4 separate regions of the Mus musculus genome follow, and all the other regions are linked to region 4. A link is a loop called in an ENCODE intact Hi-C map of the cell type or tissue named here. Cell type or tissue: left cerebral cortex. All regions are shown on one strand.

The links. Peaks named below come from ENCODE experiments on the same cell type or tissue, not always from the same donor. Only the 100,000 strongest peaks of a DNase experiment are listed, where the experiment ranks them.
Region 1: it touches region 4 in a loop (2.4-fold over the local background); 12 of 42 quality-filtered maps call a loop at or near these places.
Region 2: it touches region 4 in a loop (8-fold over the local background); 14 of 42 quality-filtered maps call a loop at or near these places.
Region 3: it touches region 4 in a loop (2.2-fold over the local background); 3 of 42 quality-filtered maps call a loop at or near these places.

Annotation. Positions count from the first base shown.
Region 1 is chr12:103,298,729-103,303,728 of GRCm38, reverse strand. No RefSeq gene overlaps it. Among named protein-coding and RNA genes, the nearest start is that of Gm29508, 14 kb to the left of the region's middle. In left cerebral cortex, a CTCF peak has its summit at 1,883 (motif pointing right); a DNase peak (open chromatin) is centred at 1,896.
Region 2 is chr12:103,141,486-103,146,485 of GRCm38, reverse strand. Unc79 (unc-79 homolog) reads right to left here. Exons shown (of 49, transcript NM_001081017.2): 36 at 4,602-4,714; 37 at 4,422-4,507; 38 at 3,726-3,899; 39 at 116-184. Among named protein-coding and RNA genes, the nearest start is that of Prima1, 98 kb to the left of the region's middle. In left cerebral cortex, CTCF peaks have their summits at 2,131 (motif pointing left) and 3,864 (motif pointing left); DNase peaks (open chromatin) are centred at 2,136 and 3,852.
Region 3 is chr12:103,186,315-103,191,314 of GRCm38, reverse strand. No RefSeq gene overlaps it. Among named protein-coding and RNA genes, the nearest start is that of Prima1, 53 kb to the left of the region's middle. In left cerebral cortex, no CTCF peak of the experiment used is centred here; DNase peaks (open chromatin) are centred at 1,321 and 2,021.
Region 4 is chr12:103,240,508-103,245,507 of GRCm38, reverse strand. Prima1 (proline rich membrane anchor 1) reads left to right here and starts at 3,362. Exons shown (of 5, transcript NM_133364.2): 1 at 3,362-3,433; 2 at 4,046-4,168. The coding sequence starts at 4,076. In left cerebral cortex, a CTCF peak has its summit at 2,717; DNase peaks (open chromatin) are centred at 2,776 and 3,196; H3K4me3 peaks cover 1,325 bases; H3K27ac peaks cover 337 bases.

The DNA of each region.
Region 1 (5,000 bases), 58 kb before region 4:
ATACCTGGAAGGGTCTGTTTGTTCGGATTTGTATCATAACTTTGAGAGCAGCACTTGAACATCAAAGTCTGTGGTGAGTCATTTCTCCCTGAATGATTAACAAAAGATTTAAAGCTATTTTGATCTGAAGAGCAAACATTTTAGGAATCTTTTTAATGTCATGCAACAGAAACAGTCTCAGGCTGTGGTGAAGAAAGGGGAGACCTTAATGGCTCTTAAAAACCAAGAAGCCCAATGTAGTGTAGATTGCAGGTACGACTGGCTCCAGAATTCAGTGCCCCCAGGACCAGCCTACTGCCCAACTCTTCCCCATACCAGCCCTCCACAGGCTAAAATCCTAGGGTACGCTGGGAGTACCACAATTCCATTCCTGCCTCCCCTCAGATTTAAGGTTTGGGGGATAAAATGAGACTTTCTTTCCCAGGAGCCTAAGGGTAAAACTTCCTCTTAGTTCAACCAGGCTAAGCTGCAGTGCCTAGATCTCAAAATTATGCCGCTGTCCTTCTGGCTGAAACTATAAAGCCCAAGTTTTACAGCCAAAGGGGCACCATGAAGATGTCCTTGCTTTTTTCCCAGGCAGCTGTCCAAAGAGGGATATTCAGTTCCTTCCCTATGCAGTTCCACTGTCCTGGGGCAGGGGCCTGCACACTCTCTGTGGAGGGCTACATTTAGGGTTTTTCATGGTCTTTCTCCTCCTCCCTCCCCTTCTTCACCCTTTAAAATGCATTTTTAGTTTGTAGATCAGGCAAACAGCTCCACAAGACTTAGCTTACTGTCCCTGCCTTGGGGCTTTGATGTCATGTACATGGAGTCAAGGGCAGGGAGAAGGACCATGGTCCCCTCACCCCCTCCTTGCAAGCCTTAGGGTATGCAGTACACCCGCTCCCTGATCCTTGAAGTAGGCTTCTGACCCAAGGTATCCTGACTCCAGCCTGGAAAAGAAAGGTGCACACACACACATTCTAGTGCTCTGTACAAACAGCTTAACTCAAAACAATGAGATCTGTCATTTGCCATCTGGGCTTCTCTATAGTCACCAAACTTCCCCCAAATGGATAAGGAGTAATAGCAGCCTGGCCTTCCCCTCATTGGAGTGGTCTGAGACTTGTCCTTGCCATTTCCAGAACAGCTCAGTGAGAATGAGGCTGCTGACTTATCCCAGGTCACCCGCTGAGCAGGTCCTCTTGCCCTGGGCTCTCAGGAGTCCCTGTCCTGGTCTCACCTCCAAGGACATTTTTGGAATGGAGGAAGAAACCAACTGGCATTTGTTGGTGCTGGCAAACAGAACAGAAGAGGCTCTGCCTGTGTGCAGCTGAGGGCATGAGTGGGTCATAGGCGATGTGACCATTAGCACAGTAGTGAAGAGATGGAGCCAGACTGGGCAGGGCCGCAGGCTGGCCACACCTCTTATTTGTGTGTAGTATAATTTAGTGGCCATCTTCTCAAGCCCTGGCAGATGCCAGGTAGAATCAGCTCACCACAGCCACCTGTTTCTATTCTGTGAAGCAGGGGACAGAGACTGCAAAGCTCAGACTTGCAAAAGAATGGTCTTACCTTTGCGAAGTGTAGTTGTGTGTCCCTGTTATAACGCAAAAGGTTTTCAGAGCCAAGAGGGTCCCCAGAGAGTGAATTCCTCTTCCACCTGTAAGGTTGGAAACCAAGACCCAGAAAAGCCCAAAGTTGCTTGAAGCCAATCAGTTTTGACTGGACAATTCTAGATTTCTAAACCTTATTACATGGAACAGATCCCCTAAGATCGTTGACACATCTGTGAGTCTGTGTCTACCATAAATAAAATGAGGTTATCTTTTGGCCCAGACTGCTTGCTGTGTCAGGGGGTTCAGGTTTTGGCCTACTGCTACCTGTCTGCAATTCCCAGTATATCCACCAGGTGGCCCAGGCATTGCTAAATTGGGCTTTTTGTCCAAAGATCCAGGCTCCTCTTCCAATAGTAAGGGAGTGAAGTATGCCCTTGTCTGCTGATCTCCCATTCAAATTAAATCAGAACAGTAGGGGAAATTCATATCTTAAAAGTCCAGGGACTTGATGTTGTAATGAATGGGTGCTGGACAGAGAGGCGGGGATGAGTCTTTTCAGACCAGACAGAAGCTGGCACGTTCATATTAGAGCCTTCTTAATCCAACATGTGAAACACAGATCTGAGATGCTGGCCAAGAGACCCTGAGGCAGCATCAGGTCCCAGGTGCTCTGGACATTTGTTAGCAAGGCAGGTGCAGCCCTGGGGAGTCGAATACTGACAGTCTGAGGGAATGAACACATCACAGAAGATAACCAGGCTCCCTTCTGCCACTTTAGCAGGACATGGGGAACAACACAGGAATCCTAGGCCACAGCCTGACAAAGTCCTGCCTTTGTCATCTGCCTACCCTGGGAGGTGGGGCAGTGTCGCTGTGATACCTCACACAGCAGGGTCCCACTGTCTGTGGGCAGTTACATCTCTGCCTGGGAGGAGGGGTGTGGCCCACACTGGGTACAGTGGCTACCATGGAGTTTGTAATGAAGTCCTCCTTATGGACACTCTCAGCTAGAGGATGGTGCTTATTCATCACTCATGTACAAAGGAAGAGATTTCAGGTTATTCCTAGGTATACATCACTTTCATCCAGTCGCCAATCTTTCTAGAATGTTCTGGGCTGTACTCGGAACCATTCCAGAGAGAACTGGGAGCATATATCCCCTTAGGATGACCTTGGGACAGCACAAGGGGCTGTGTGCTTTATTTGCGTTAAAACTACTAGAGTCTGCGGTAACTGTGCAAAGCTTCTGCTCTACAAATCTCCCTGGCCCTTCCGGGATGAGCACCTGGAATGGCCCCCTTCCCTGAAGGTGATGGAGAATGGGAAACCACGTGCCACAGCTCCAGGATGCTCTGCTGTGCTGCATCTCTCTTTCCCCAGACTTCTTGCTTGCTTTCTCTATAAAGAGTGAGTCCACCACAAGTGTCTGCAGTAGAAATGAGAAGTGGCTGGGCTCATTCCAGCCCGCATCCTCCCAGCATCCCCGGGAGACTCATTCCCTGCATCAACCGCTTCCTCTTAACTGTGGCCGTGACCCAAGCTTTACGACAGACTCGGATGTCAGGTCGGCATTAAGTGTCTGGCTGGGCTGACCAAACACCACCACTGACAGCTTCATGGTTCTGGTTCAATCCATCCATGTCTCTTTAAATCCCACTAGGAGGAAGTTGGATTTGTCCCGGTGTGTGGCAGGCAGGATAGTATTTGTCTGGTGGATCCCCTGGCTCACGGACAAATCTGGTGAGGGTCATCACCTTGGAAGGGACAGGTCTCTCTTACTGACATGAAACAACAGAACAAGCAGCATGTTTTCTGTACCCCCACAGTCTAAGGTCCCCTGTAATCCTCAGTCTAAGGTCCCATGTACCCACAGTCTAATGTCCCCCTGTACCCACAGTCTCAGGTCCCCTGTACCCCACAGTCTAATGTCCCCTGTACCCCACAGTCTAATGTCCCCTGTACCCACAGTCTAATGTCCCCTGTACCCCTCAGTCTAAGGTCCCATGTACCCACAGTCTAATGTCCCCTGTACCCCACAGTCTAATGTCCCCTGTACCCTATAGTCTAATGTCCCCTGTACCCACAGTCTAATGTCCCCTGTACCCACAGTCTAATGTCCCCTGTACCCCACAGTCTATGCCACCTTTCCATCTCACCCTCACCAACTGAACAACAAACACTGAGAGCAAGCGCTGAGCTGCCCTTAGTGGGGTGGGTTTGATTCTGCTCTAGGTTCCCCTCCAGATGGCTCCTGATGGGTATGAGTAGATGGCTCAGTGGGCTAAACACTCGCTGTATTAGCATAGGGGCCCAAGCTTGGGTCTTCCACATCCACACAAAAAAGCTAACTGTTGGAGGTCCCTTAGTTGCTTTCTTTGCCCCATTAAAAACAAAAAGGAGGCCAGATAAGATGGCTCCACAAGTCCCTTCTACTGTGGGCCTTCCAGAATGATCAAACAGGGAATATCTCCATTATAAAGCTAATAAAGACATGGGACAATTTCTACTCCGTATGAGCCATGCTGACTTCTGGATACACCCACGATAGAGGCACGAGAGCTCATTTTATGTCAGTTTCAGCCAGGACTGCTGTGTTGCCCACTGTAAAAGTCCTCCATACATAACTCCAGCACTCTGCAGGCCCCTGAAGTTTCGTGTCTCTCATACCCAACATGGCTCATAACGCACATCTTCCCACGTCTTCACTTCCTGTGCCTCAGTTTCCCTTTATGCATCCAGAAGATCCATGTCCCAACGGAGACATGGGCAGATCCTATGACTCCAGACCTGCTGTGGACTCAGCAAATTGAAAAGTTCAGTCCCCAGCTCAAGTTGGCAGGGTCAGAGCCTTAAATCAGGACGGATGCAGCCCGGCCAACTGACTGGGTATGAGGCACTGGACCAAGAATGAAATATGCACAACTCATCCAGCGCACATCCTGTTACAACCTGAGCTCCTGCCGTCCATCACCAGGGATGTCTGCATCCTGGAGCTAAGTCCTGGCTATAACTGAGGTTTCTTCTCCCCTGAGACCTACATTGTAAATCAGGTACCTGAGCCTGAGAGGAGAGGAGGAAGCCTGTGAGAGCCTGAATCCCTGCGTCGGCACCCAGATGGTGGGCTCACTGGTCTCTCACAGAGATAGGGTTCCAGGTCCTTCCTGTCCACGTGCTCAGTGGTCCTCACCCACCTGGGCCCTCCTTGTACTACATAGGGGTGAGTTGTACATACAGGGATCCTGGCTCTGCCTCAAGGAGTTCCCACTTACCCTCCCATCCTATCTACCTTCCTATACTGCCCTAGAAGGAGGGTTCCTGCGATGGACACTCAAGACAACCTTAACCTCTGTCTCTCTGGGGCCCTCACACAGGAGACCTGGTTACAAAGCCGGAGGGTACTAGAAGGCTAAGTTGGGGTTTCATCTCTGGCTTCTTTCTCTTTGGGACAGTCTGCTTAATGTC
Region 2 (5,000 bases), 99 kb after region 4:
TTCCATTTGCAGCCAGGTTATCAGTATTGCTATCTGCCTCTCTTTCAGTTATAAAGCAATCAAATAATCAACCAGTCAAGCTTTTCTGAAGTACTTTAAAACAAAAAATACATACCCTCGTGGCATTGGTGGAAGGTATCTTCAAGAGGCAAATCATAATTCTCAAACTGGAATCTAAAGAACACTGTGAACAGATATGAAAAACGAAAAGTCAACTCTCAAGGTTTCCTTTGCTTCAAATATTTCCTGCATTTATTTTGCAAAAGGAAGAATATGGGTCTGGGGTGATAGCTCCAACAGTAAAGGGCTTTATGCCACCCAGGCATAAAGTCCCATACTTGCTCTCTAGAACCCATATAAATGAACTGGGTGTGTTGGCAGGTGTGGTGAAGGCATTGAGATTCCTGGCGCTCGCTGGTCAGTCAACCTGGCCAACTCAGTGAGCTCAGGCCAGGAAGAGAGCCCATCTCAAAGACATGGTGGGCCATGCCTAAAGAGTGATTCCCAGTGCTGACTTCTGGCCTCCACATGAACACATTCTCACAGCAATTCACACATACATATACCCTTATACACATATGCATACACACATGCACAAACATGCACACACACACACACATACATACATACACACACACAAACATATATACCCTCATGTACTTATACACAAACACACACACACATGCACACATAATTCTTACTGTAACTACAGCTAGACTGTTTCCTATGTATATTAAAAATAATCATTTTCAGATAGATTTCAATGAGAAAATTACATAAAATTAAAATAATCATTAAATAAATAAATAAATAAATAAACATAGCTCTGAAGCTATTTCTCAAAGATACAGTTCTAGAATGAAATGATATAGAAAGTTGGATAAAGAACTGGTGGGTAGATGAATGTATGGATGGATGGATAGACGGATGGATAGATGGATGGATAGACAGACGGGCAGATAGGCGGATGAACAGGTGGATAGAAAGATGTTAAGTAGACACAGAAGTAAGTAGGCAGATGTTAAATGTATACTAGTCTAAGGAGGTACACTAAATTATGAAAAGCTATTTTGGGGCAAAGCAAAACCTTATAGAAATCTTTAGTCCAAATAAGATCCAGTTTTATCATCCTTTCTCTGGGATTTGTTTCTTATTTTAACATTTCACAAGGCTAGGGATTAAATTTGGTCCTTGTGCATAGAAAAAGGGTGTGGCACTGCTGAGCTACCTGTCCCCAGTCCCTAGGGGGTGAAGCCATCTTCCCTTTGTCAGGAAAAGACATGACCTGGAACCTGGAGAAAAGTAGCAAAATTTTTGAGAAAAAAAAAAAAAAAAAACAAGATTCTACATGAAAATGTGCTTTGAAAATCCCTGTGTTTACAGAGACTGGGAGGAAATGGCAGAGCACAAATAAGCTGCCCTTTACTGTTGCAAGCATATCCTTAGCAACATTTCTACAAGGTTGCACTGAAGCCTTCCACACAGTACAGACTAAGCCAGAGGGAATCATCTTGGATCCCAGGACTTGCAGCTCGTCTGTCACCTGAAATTTGCATTTGTTCAAATGCAAATCCTCGGGCCAAACTCTGACCAGTCGTGGCCCTGTGTTTAGCAGGAGCTGCGGTGCACCCTGAAGTCCAAGATCCACTTCAATGAGACTTCTCAAAAGCAAACTGCAAGCTTTTCAGTGGAGAGTATTACTTTCCCAAGAGATTAAGGACAAAACGGAATCAGTTCTCAGATCTGACCTAGCAGGGAACGCTCTTACACAAATCCTGACGGCATTTTCTAAGTATCTTTTAAAAAGAACCTCGGCCTGTTCAATATGCCAATTGCCTTCAGAATTGGTGTGACATTTACTTACTTTAAAGCAGGAGCTGAAAACTAGCTGCTAATCAGGCCAAACTCTAGTGACTTAAAAGCCAGAAAATGTCATCTTAGTTGGGGGAAGATCTGTATGCTGAGGCCTGTTCCCACATAGCCACCATCAGCAGGAGAGGAGGGCAGTCCTCCATAGGTGCCATGCATTAACGCTGTCAAGGGGCTCCGTTCTCCGTAGTACCTTGCCTCTCACCACACCACTCAACTCATTAAGGGTGGAGTCCCTGCAGGCGCAGCTGATTGTCACAAATTAGGCATGCCAGTTGTTTACAGCAGCAGCACCCCCTGCTGGTCAGTATGGAGTTCAGCATCTTCATTATCGGGATAGGTGCTTCTGAATGGCTCGTGTGTGTGTGTGTGTGTGTGTGTGTGTGTGTGTGTGTGTGTGTGTGTGTGTGTGTGTGTGTGTGCACACATATGGATGTTTGAAATCTTTGGGAATCAGTCTTTCCATCCATTGTGGGGGACTTGGGAATTGAACTCAGATTGTCAGGCTTGGTGGCAAGCACCCTTACTCCCTGAGCTATCTAGCTAGCCCAGGACTAGTCCTCTTTGCTTGGATTTGCTCATCTACTTTAAGCTATGGATAAACAGGTAACCCAGAGAGTGGTGATACAGAAACCTGGGCTGCTCTCCACAGTCCCCTTGAACCCTAGCAACAGCACTCGGCAAGCTAAAGGCTCCGAATTACCAGCTCCTTATCAGCATCCTTATTAGCATCCACTGGTTCCACAACTGTGATTGCCACGGTTAGCTGACCTCTGCAACATCTTATACATATGAGGCATTTATTCCAGAAGTACCAACATGTGACTTCACTGGTCAGATGAACAAGTTATTCGACTTTGCTTTGTAGTAATTTTATCTGAGTTACATGAAGAAGTCACACAACTCTAGTGGAGACAAAGGGACAAAGAAGTGGCTCTGCCAAGGCTGGCTACCTCCTGGCCCCGGTCCTGGAGATACAAACGCTTGCGGCTTTCTTGGTTTACAGCAGTGTGCAGTCATACAGGAGCACTAGACTGGGAGTCAGGAGGCGTGAGTTCCAACCTTCTCCCCACCTCCATGGAGCAATTACAACTCACACCTCCTCTCTTACGGTACAACTCTTTATTTGATGACATACAGGAAGAATGTGTCTTATTGGTTTCTCCCGCTTTAATAAAACAAGTTCCTGCTTTTCTTTCTTTCCTTTTCTATTTTTTTTTTTTTTTTTTATTATCAGGCCCCTGACGACAATGACCCTTGAACTACAGATTAACCACTGAATATCATCTTGCTCTTTCCTGAACATTACTCAGAAAAACCGAAACAAAGCAAAGCAAAACAAAACAAAACACATGCCACTTTAAATAATTCTCTAAAGCTAACACTTTACCTACGTCTGGATTCCTTTTAGATAAGCTATTAATTTCCTTGCCTATTGGATATCCACTTGAGAAGAGCATTTCTGCAGAAAGCCCACCTAAGGACTGGGGATATAGTTCAGTAATAGGATGATTACCTAGCATGCACAGGAGGCTGAGTTCTAGCTCCCTCGCTGAAAATGAAACAAACACAAATTTTAAAAAGAAAGAAAGGAAAGAAACAAACCACAGTCGGTTGGCATTCAACTAAAAACCACGTGGTCACGGGGTACCTTCATTATCAGCAAGCAAAGTACCCACTCCATGCTGCCGACAGCAGAGTGGATGACCTAAATAACTCTCTCCTCTAGCTGACAGATTTCCCCTAGCTTCTTGGGCTCTATCAGATCACCTGACCGACCGTGCTTCGCATGTTGGTCTCTGTAAGCAGATGGGCAGAAAGTAATGGAAGCTAAAAAAAACTTGGGCTGAGCTCACCTTCAGAGGTAAAACACAAGGCAGCTTGGCAAAAAATGTCTGAAACTGGTTGCTGATTGTGGTCCAGAGACTACTAGGAGAATCCATGGGCAGAGCTTCCATGAACGTGGCAATGTTTTCCAAACAGCGTATCATAGCACCCCCTGCTGGTAAATTCTTTTTGTTATTTAGACCCTAAAAACACAAAAGCATAGGCAATCAACTGCTGAAACAGGACACGAATCATAAAGCTACCCAGAGAAGGTTTGCTTAGAAACCTTAAATATTTGCACTATAAACACGATGGGCTGCCTGCTACACAGGCTGACTGCTCTAACAGCCAGAAGGAATACAGAGGGAAACCAGCTACATTTAGTAAAACGGCAGGGGCAAAACTAATGATCTTTATGTCCTGAAGATAAAATGGGATCATGAATTAAGAACTCTCTAAGGATATAGAATGGGTCTGGATGGGTGCTAAGAAGGTAATGAACAACGCCTGCTGGAAAGACTCTTCCAAAGTAAAGATTGGAGCTGTTGATAATAGCAGCCGCTGCTTTCTTCCTAGCAACACCTGGGCATGGTGAAGCAGTCTGGGACTTCTCTATGTTAGATACAACACTTCACCGTGAAGCAGTCCAGGGGTGCCTCAGGGAGGGAGACAGATGTGGTACATAACTTTGCCTGGGACCTAGGGTACCTTTCACGCAAACCTACCTCCAAGAGCTGACTGAGGGCAGCAATTGAGCTCAGCTCGTTGAAGTCCATGAGAGATGTGGCTAAGGTCCTTAAAAAAGTCCCATCTATAAAGCAAATGATCAGATTTAGTAGGCTTTCTGGGGACTGGCCAGGCTTGTGGTGTCTGGGTCCTGGGGTGGGGGTGGGGGGATGAGTTACCTTTGATGGCACTCTGGAAGAGCTGAGGGAAGATGCCATTGGGGGCCAGCTGATGGAAGATGCAGCGCAGGAACTGCTTGGCCACACCTGCTGCATTGCCTGGAACCATCATGCTGCGTTCAAACAGAGAGGACAACACAAGCTATAGACCAACGAGCATGCATGCAATGATTTAGAGGTTAGGCTCTGAGCGCCACAGTTTTATCCACTATCTTTCTTGCTAGTTTCCCCCAGAGAGATGAAATTACCCATAGTCAAACCTAATACTTCATAACAATTTTTTTCAGACAGATCCATAAAGTGCCAAAGTGACAGCAGAATTATTCCAGGACTCTCCAAGTATAGCTGAGTATCCCAAAGCCAGTGACTTTCAAAGGCCACAAAGTCTAGAAGTGGATA
Region 3 (5,000 bases), 54 kb after region 4:
TCCCCCACCACACGCAAATACTCAAGAGTTACTTCTCCAAAGCTCAGCAAGAGGGCAGGGCTTGTAGCCATCCCAGCCTCTAGAAGCTGGATCTAACAAAAGTTGGTAAACAGGTGACCTCTGGGCAGGCTCTTGGGTCTCAGTGCCTCTGCTTTCTCTGTGTGGCAGAGTAAGGCCTGGCTGGCTCTCCCCCTTGTCCTTCGTGACCGCCTCTGAGCACTCCTAGTTTCTCTCTGGTCTATCACCTTCATCTAGCTGCCATAGAGCAATGCTGTCCAGTGAATAATTGCTGCTTTGTGCACATGCTTCCTGCCCTACCCCTGTTAGAAGACGGGGTGTATGGGTTCGGGTCTTACTCCTTACCAAATCTCCAGCCCCCCTAACACCCTAACATGCCTGACGTTAGAAATGTTTGCTAAATTAACCAGTTCCCAGTGTTTTATGAATTTAACACAGTATACAGAGGCATAAAGAAGAAAACATTTTATTTCCTATAAATGCCTTCAGCACACAATTGGGTGTTTTCAAACCTCCACTTACACATGGTGATATTTTACCCTCCTATTTCACTAGTGTCTTTCAATCAGCTTCGTTTCCTGTGGCCAGACATACTGTGACGCCATTCTAAGGGCCACTCCACTCCAGAAGGCACCAACCTGGGCCCGTGGACAGGCAACGGCAGTGCAGTCGCTGATACGTAGCAGCTGGCCTTAGGCCTGATGACTTTTCCCAGGGGTCTCCAGTCTCTGCTACAGTAGGACTGGCTTCGCTGTTTCCTTGGACTGACCAGGCTATGCCTTGCTCTTCTATAGCTCCTGGGTCACTAGCTGCCCACCTAGTGATTGTGCTAGAAATGTCCTTCTGATGTATCTTATTTTCTTAGCCCCGGACCCTTGGGGATTCTGGCCTCTGATCAGGCAAGTGGGCCAAAGAAGGGCTGTAGACCCTTCTAAGACTCTGAGCTCTGCAACTATGTAACTTCTTGAGGAAAGATACAGATACCCCCTGGCCTCCCAGACCTCCCTACTTTCTTCTCTCCTTCTTTTGACTAGGGTCCAGAAGAGGTGGGCACCGTTTTCTCATTCTGTCTGACTAGAACTTTCCTCACATACCAGTTTCCTCCTGCACCCACCATCCACAGAATAGACTGAGCCGTTCTGTTTCCTGGACAGAAGAAAAAAAAACACATATGCAGTTATTATTTTCAAAATATTATCCCCATTACAAACACAGTGCTCACTCCATGTGACTCCAAATGTTGGCAGAATGTGCCACATGGAGGAGGATTCCCCAGTTGCTCATTCAGACTTGAAAACGTGGGAGCCTTGAGTCAGCGCACAGAGCGAGGCAGCGTGGGAACGGCACACGGAAGAACTGGAGCCAAGCGGCCGTGGAGCCAAGCGGCCGTGGCAAGCTGTGATTGCTCTTCAGCAAAACACCAGCTGTCACCAGCACTATGGTAAGTGGTGACACGCAGACCCAGGGTGGGGCAGGTCCTAGAAGGGCTCATCCCTGACTTACTTGAAATCTTTTTTGGGGCCTGAGGACAGACAGCACCTCTTCTTGTACTTTTTATAGGGATGGGGAACTGTCACCTCCGTTTTGCCACTAGTGACGCTGATGCTAGAGCATTTCATGCATGGTCAGAGGGCAGGAGAGCATGCAGGTCCCAAACCCGAGCCCAGGCTGTAAAGCCCGTGTCTGCATCATCCCCGGTGGTCCCCACTGGAGCCTGGCTTCTGCTCCATCAGCTGAAGGTCTCCCACACCTTGCTGTCTGCCCAGTGCCCCCACCCCATTGGTCTCTAGCTCTGCATTTCCCCCCTCCTCTAGGCAATGTGACTGTCCTCACCTGGAAAGTACCCTGGTCCTTCAGCTTGATTATCCATTGATTCCTGTCTTTGCTAAGTGGCCACTTGAAGAAGTAGAAATCAAGGTGTCAGCCAGGCAGCCCCAGGAGGCACCCTTTTCCACTGGCCTGCAAGGCCCTGTCTGGGCGGTGTAATTAGAAACACTGCTTTGTTCCCGAAACAACAAATGTTTCCAACTCTTGTTAGCCTTGCAGAGTGTAGCTTGTGCCAGGGGCTCACCTCGGTATACCCACCTGTCCTTAGCTTCTCTTCAGAAGAATTCAGCACGGCACTGGGCTGCTGCTGTTTGTCACGTTGAGAGGCAGGGGCCTTGTGAAAGGAGAGATGTCAACCAGGAACATGAGGGTCAATGTGGAGTGAATAGCATGGCCTCAAACCCTGCTTTTCCCTTTGTCCCCTGTTAGCTGAGGGACTCTTTAGTACCTGTAAGTGAGAGCTCGGTCTAAGCCCAGATTAGTGAGACCAGAGCCTTTGGGACAAAGAGGTAAAGGAAGGGAGACTGCAGAGCCAGGGAACAACTCAGGAACCATAGGACTCCTATTCAGAGGCTATGGTGTTGGTTTTTCCTGATTCTGAGGCCAGATCAGTGGTGAGAGCTAACTCATGTGAGGCCAGATTGGTGGTGGGAGATAGCCCATGTGAGGCCAGATCGGTGGTGGGAGATAGCCCATGCTAGAAATCACATGGCTTTCAACCATAGAAACACCAATCAGAAGAAGAAATAAAATTGAAAGCTCATCACACAATGGCATTCCGGGCGTCATCAGCCTATAGGCTCCCCACTGATGCCTTTGGGTCTAAATAGTTCTTGTGGGTCAGACAAGCAACAAAGTGTCTAGTTGTTAGTTTCTGTGATGTACAAACTGGAAGCTGCTGCCCTGCCGGCAGACACGTGCTGAAGGGCTCCTGCAAAGAGTCTCCTTTTCCTCGGCTCTCCTCTGAGGCTTGTAACTAAGGGATTAGGGTGCCTACCTCACACCATGGTGAAGGTTAAATGACATCACATCAAAAGCTTGTGACATGTAGTAAGCCCTTGACAGTGCTGTCTGCGGCTATAATTAGTCAGGGGCGGGTCTTTTCAGAACTGACTGAATTCCCACCCAGCAGCCTCTTAAACTGAAGAGCTGGCTCATCACCACAACCTTCAGTTCGTCCGAGTTCATTCTGTTGCCTGTTGTCATTAGTATTAACTCTGTGATGCCAAAGATTAAACTCGGGACTTTGCATATACTAGGCAAGCATTCGGTCCTTCTACCTACACCCCACATCTTTTTTAAAGTTTTATTTAGAGATAGGGTCCAAGAGCCTAGGCTGGCCTTGAACTTGTGAGTCTCCTGCCTCAATCTCTCCTGTAGAGTGTGTGTGTGTCTGTAGGGGAGAGAAGAGAGAGGAACCTGCAGTTGGGATGTAATATATTCGAGGAAAAATTGTAAAAGGTATAGTATAGTAACTGTGAAACTAAATGAGATTCAAGTTTTGATCTATAATTTTCCCACAGAAATTAATTCCCAAGAGAGAGGGAAAACACCTTTGTCAGATGAGGTGTCTTTTTTTTTGTGAGGACAAAACTGAAGAAACCAATAAACAGAAAGGTGTCCCGAAAGCCCCCAGACTTCCCTAGTCCGTGCTTCTGACACAGCTCAGCCAAGACAAAAATAAGCAATTTCTAGCGGAGCTCTGACATGGGGACTTACAGCCCTAAATGTAAGCCACTGCCAGCTGCACAGCCCAGCAGGCACTTAGCTCAGGGGCTTCCGGTGTCCTGCCTGCACATACGGGAGGAAGCTCTACGCCTGTCTCAGACACGACAGTAAGGGCAATGTCTAGAAGCCACTTGGGATCTTGTAGGCACTCAATACACAGTGGCTGCCTTGGCTGCCCTTGAAGGTCTCTCCGACAGGCTCACTGCTTGTTTCTTAGCTGAGGGTGGAGCTGGCCAGCCTCTCTTTGACACCTCAGCCATCGTGAGTCATGGACCACCCTTTATAACACCATGGTTTTACACTGTGCAATAAGTTCCACCCATGCCCTTCTGCATACGAACCAGTATTATCGAAACAAGACATTTGCCCAATATACACATTTGCAAAGGTATAGTACAGTGAGTGTCTGCAGTGCCCAATGGGTGCAGAGGTCCTCCAATCACAGCTCATCAGTCCTAGGGGAACAATCCCATCTTCTCTGAGCTGATCCAGTCTTCTGTCCTGCTGTCACTTGACAGTGGAGGCGGAGCAGCTGTGCCACTTGGCCTTAAAGAAGACTCTGAGGGAAGAGGTCGCTGGAAACAACTCAGTGTGTGGCCGAATGGCACCCTTGCACGTTGATGACAGACAGCGGACTCTGGGAAGTGTTGGCCAGTGAGTCCATTTTGCCTCCTGTGGTCTTGCAGATCTTGATTCAGATGTGCTGGCTCAAGGGCAAACCAAGCAAGTGTGTGGCTATGAGCTCTCCTCTTCCATGTCTTTGCTAGGTAGCAGCAGTCCTCCAGCAGTCGTCATAGTCCTCTGCCTGCTGGGACTTCCCCAGGATTGGCAGAAAGACCCATTTTACAGAAAGGGAAAACAGAGGTCCAGATACAATAATCTATCCAAGGTCAACCAACTAGTAAGAGGCATATGCACCATGGCAAATCATTGAGGACAGAATCTTTGTACTTAAAGAGTTGGGCCCATGACACCCTCGGGAATCTCAGATGACACTGAATCCAATAGAAGTCCCTGAGGAAGGAAAACTGGGTGACTCCTTATACCCTTCTCCAAGCTACTAGTGCTTGCCACCCCTGGACCAGACGACATTTTGCTGGGCTCTCTCCACCCTTGCCCTTGCCTTCGCAGCTTTCCTTTGGAACTGACGTGGGATACATGTAGCTGAAGCTAATGCAGCATATGCGTGGGAACACAGCCCTTGGGTTGGATAGCCTGGGGACCAAGCTTTGCTCTGCTCCTTACAAGTAATGTGACCTTACATGACTATCTTTACCTCTCTAGCTCTAGCAAGAATAAAAATAATAATTTCCTAAGTGTTTACCATGTGTCAGCTACTGCCCTAAGTTTCATTAAAATTTGTATATTTCTTTTTGCATTAAGAACCCTATGAGGTAGAATGTGCCCTTGTCCCCCATTTAAAAGAT
Region 4 (5,000 bases):
ACAATAAGGTGGTGGCGGTGACATGCTATGGAAAGGGAGGGACAGAGGCAAACACAAGATTAGGTGTTGCCAAGCTGGCCGGAGCTTGAGGGTGCTGTCCAGTGCTCTGCCACACCTACTGGACACCTCCCAATAGGCCAAATGGAACCACTAGACTCCATAGCTGGGCCTCTCTCCATTTTTCATCGACTATCTTTAACTGGTCCATGTTTTCCCAACAGGTGGGGGAACTATCTCCTAGTGAAGTCACTTGTTGATTCTTGTCATTAGACGTCACAAGCCATGGGACTCGGGAAAGGCTGGAGGACCAGTCTAGGTCCTTCGATATCATGAAGGAGCTGCTACAGAGGACAGTCTTCATTCTAAGGGAGGTGGTGATGTTCCCAGTGTCAGACTCCCCAGTTTCATGGGCCAGGAAGTGGGGGACCAGGTGCAGAGGCAGGTACACAGTCCAGAATCAGAAAACAGAATACCAACAAACAAAACCACCAGGCTTGCCTCCGACTTGCTATGTGGCTAAGGACGACCTTAAACTTCTCACCTTCGGGTCTCTACCAGCACCTCCCAAGTACTAGGACCTGAGACATGCACTACCATGCCCAGTTTATGTTGGACTTGGGATCTGATCCAGGGCTGTGTGCATGGTAGGCAAGCATTCTAACACCCGAGCTACATCCCCGCCTGGAATGCCTCAACCCTTTAATTGGCTGTGAGTATTTATGAATCTTAGGGAAATAGCTGTGTGATTCCACCTAGAAAAGAGCTATGGACTTCTCAGTTGGAACAATCACGGGATTTAGCCAGGATGATGAGAGTGAATTCAAAATGTAATGCGAGTAGCTTTTTCAAGTAGCAAAAAGTTCCAGGTAGCAGGTGCTGTTGTCTTTGCTAAAGACTAGAGTCCTGCACTGGGCAAAATACTTCAACTGGCTTAGGCTACAAAGACAGGAAAACACTGGGCACCATTTAATCTCAGCTGATGGACAGGCCTCAGGTCTATGCCTCATTGCCCTTTTCCAGACTGTCCTGGTCACTGTTCTAGGAAACTCCACTCTCATCAAGCATTGTCTTTGTCCCAACTCCCTGACTGTAAAGGTATAAGATTTGTTACTGTTCTGCTGTGCCCAGCACCCAGTACTCTGCTGCCAGAGAGAGGGAGTGTCTCAGAGTAGGAGGGGAAGGAAGATGGCCGCAGACATGTACCCACATGGCATTTTCTAGCCACAACTAGCTATGATTTCACAAGGTTAGAAATATTGGGATAAAGCTTTTATCATTATCAATTGCCTCTGAAATTATTCTATTGGCATCTTGTAAATTGTGATATTCATACATGAATCTGATTGGGTAATTAAGCATTAAGAATCTTGATGCCATTAAGAGTACTGGGTACTGGGATCTGATGGCTGACTGTGGGGTGCGTGGTATGGAGAGAAACTCTGGGATGGGCTCGGGGCGTTGGGGAGTGCCGGAGAGATGGTCCTGTGGTCAGGTGTGACTGGAGAATTGGCAGCCGGCAGGAGCTAGAAAGTGTGGTCCGGCCCCGTGGAGAGTTGGTGGTTCATTTTTTTTCATATTTCCTGCAACTAGGTGTTTGTAAATATTATACAAAACAAATGACTGGATAAACAAAGGGACAAATGTCTCCATATTTTTGTCCACGGGACTACCAGACCTGCTGGCATATTCCCACAGCCCTGGACCACTTTGTCTTCATTCTCTTGATCAGTGTAGGCCCCTGTCTCGATGACAGTGGAGCATCACAGTGTTGGCAACATGTTGACATGGTCCTCTGACCTTCCCCTCCCCGGTTCTTGGTAAGGGAAGGCCTCATTCACATCTGCTGTGCCAGTCTCTCTAGTAGAACTGGGCATGTGTGGGGGCTCACAAGTTCATCAGCTAGGTACGCACTAAGAAGGGGAGGCCTTGCTGCTGTGCTCTGATGAAGGAAGCTGCAGGAGAATTGGTCTGAAACCTGCTTTGCAAAGCACTTTGTACTTTTGTGAGTTTACCTGGAGTGACTTGGGGACAGCCAAGGGGAACTAAGTAACTTTCTTAACCAGTGGGCTGTGGTATCTACCCTCGGTTATAAGCCTCCGGTTCTCTTACCTAACCCCAGGCAGAATTGCCCAGCTCTTTGCGACTTTGACTGGAATGGTCACACCCCCACCTCCAGGGAACATCAATCAGAGCATTTAATAAAGCGCTATCACCAGATGAGCAGGGCGCCTGCGTGGCGCCTGGGAAGGCTCCTGTAGGAAGGAGCAGCATGCAGCTTGTTTGAACGAGATGCAACCAGCTCCTTCCTGAAGAACCGACTTGTTGATAATCTTGCATCAAACAGGAGTTTGTGGATAGTGGAGGAAAAGTCCTGGGGAGAAGGCTTTCCCTGAAATGTCACAACTCCCCCTAAGACACAGCGGAGTTAATAGAGAGGTCCCGAGGTCATGATTGCCAAATGGAGGGAGGTCAGGCACATTGCTTTGGAGGGCTAGCCAGCACCATCCTAGCTCAGCACACACAGGGGAAAGGGGGCGCCGCTATGATAGTGTACAGACGGGGTCCCCACTAGTCAGACCTTACTACCACCTTCCCGCAGCCTGGGGGATGAACTTGAGGGAAGGGCAAGCAGAAGCAGGTTGCCACTGTCACTGGGAGTCCTCGGCCTCTAGGGTGAATAAATAAATTATTAAGCGCCCAATACACAATAGCCTCGCTAGATGGAGACGAGGAATCACTGCAGCGGCGCTGGCGGCCGCGGCAGCGGGGAGCGCGGGCGGGAGTGCAGCCCGGGAGGGAGGCGGGCGAGGCTCTGGCTCCGCTCACGTCTGTTTTCCTTTTTCGTGCATTATTTATTTCGCCTCCGCCCGCGGCCCTGCTGCCGGAGCGGGTGCTCCGGGCCGGCGCCTCTCGCCCGCTGCCTCCCGCGGGCCCCGGGCACCCTGCGCCCCGGGCAGCCGCTCGGCGCCACCAGGAAGGGCGGGGACCGGGGCGGCGCAGGGACCCGTGGCTGGGCTGAAGGAGGACTCCTGCGGCCCGCTCGCGGAGGACCCGAGGACACTTTCCCCACCCTCTGCCTGGGCTGCCCGACCTCGGAAGTGGCCGCCTTTCCCGGCCCGCGCGCGGCCAAGCGGAGCCTGGAGCTCCGTGCGAGTGCGCCGCGCCCCGGTCTCCCAGATCAGCTGCCCTGGAGGCCCAAGCAGCGCGCAAACTTTTGCTCCAGCGCCCCGCGCTCGTCCTCTGCAAGTGAAGCCCCCGAGCGCGCGCGCAGCCGCCAGGGTGAGCTTAGAGGCCCCGCCTAGAGGGCGGGGGACTGGGGAGGCGGCTGGCTTTAAATGGGGGCCGTCCGGCTGCTGAGAGCAGAGCTGCTGTGGGGGCAACCCTGACCTCCCTTCTCCGTGTCGACGATCGGTGGGGGTCGCCACCAGGCAAGGTGGCGTGAGGCATCGGAGGGGTGCGGGCGGTGATGGGGGCGTGCAGGAAAACCTACGCCTGCCCGGGAACAGGAGCTGGGGTTTGGGCGGCAAATGGGGGCACGTACGGAGGTGCCTATGAGACAGTGTGCGCACTGAAGTCCCTGGGGCAGAAAGACTACATGCAGCGAGTGATTTGGTGGTACTGTGCAAGCAGAGTCAAGTGTGCGGACGGGAGTCGGTGGCGGTGCATGGGGGTCACAGTGCGTGCGCGCGCAGAGTGAGTGATTCACTCTGGGTTTGAAGCGTACTCCTAGTCAGAGTTGTGCATGGCCGTTTCTGGGTTTGTATGAGGTTCAATAAGTGTGTTTGGATGTTTCTGGGGGTGTGCACGGGATCAAGGTGTGCATGCGGTATTCTGAAGGGGAGGGGGTGTGCTCCAGGATAGGTAGGTGTGAGTTCTGGGAAGCACCGAGAGTCAGCAAGTGTGTGCGCACTGGAAGGAAGATGAAGACTTGCTTTGCGCAGGTGCCCCAAAGTGCGGGGCAAGTGAGTCCTCATCGAGTTGGTTCTTGAATTGGTGCTATGGTTTATGCAGTGTCCACCTGACTCAAGCCTTGCTCCCTTGACAGTTAGCTCACCAGTGGGCGCCGCAGGCCGAGATGCTACTCCGGGACCTGGTGCTGCGCCATGGCTGCTGCTGGCCCTCACTTCTGCTGCACTGTGCGCTGCACCCACTCTGGGGTTTAGTTCAGGTGAGAAGCGGGCAGAGGCCTCCTGGGAAGGGGGTAGGGTCACTTCAGAGCTCCCCCTACAGCCACCTACTGAGTGGTCTTGGGGATACTTGGGGAGGAAGAAAAACTGGTCAAGTATAACATGCTCTGACCCTGAAAAAAAATAAGAAACTTTGCAAAGAGTCTCAGTTGTGGCCTAAGGCCTGCAGTACTGAATGAACGTGATATAGGAAGGTGCTAAGACCTCATAGTGAACTCTACTGCAGCTTTTATGGAAAGAAACAAACTTATAAACAAACAAACAACAATACCAAAAAAAACCCAACCCCCCCCCAAAAAAAAAATCCCACAGTGGTGCCTTGTTTCCTACCAGATTCGACCCCTAAACTTCAAATTAGCCTTCCAACTAACTGTCTCCAACCTGGGGTAAGGGCTGTGTTTCTTCTAAGTGGTGGCTGGGGAGGTGGATGGTGACCCACGATTCATGCAAAACACAGTCTGTCAAGACTGCTGGAGGACAAACCCTCACCTTTGACCTCCCAGTCTTCAGGACAGAGACCAAGCCCCCACTAACTCCAGTTACTCGAGGTGATTGGATGGGATGTTCTCTAGTCCTGCCCTTAAACCCCCGTTGACCAGTCCTTTACCAGCAAGGTGACTAAACAAGAAACTTAAGGTCTGATCCTGGTTTTCTCCTTCCTGCTTGTTATGGGGCCAGTACTTGTTTGCTTGATACATCACCTGGACCCCAGGAAACATGGTTAGTAGCTGTCCTTGCTGTTGCTGGGGTGTGAGATGTTACATCCACTGGGCAGAGACACTCCCTGGCTTCCATGACTCTCTAGAGGCATCC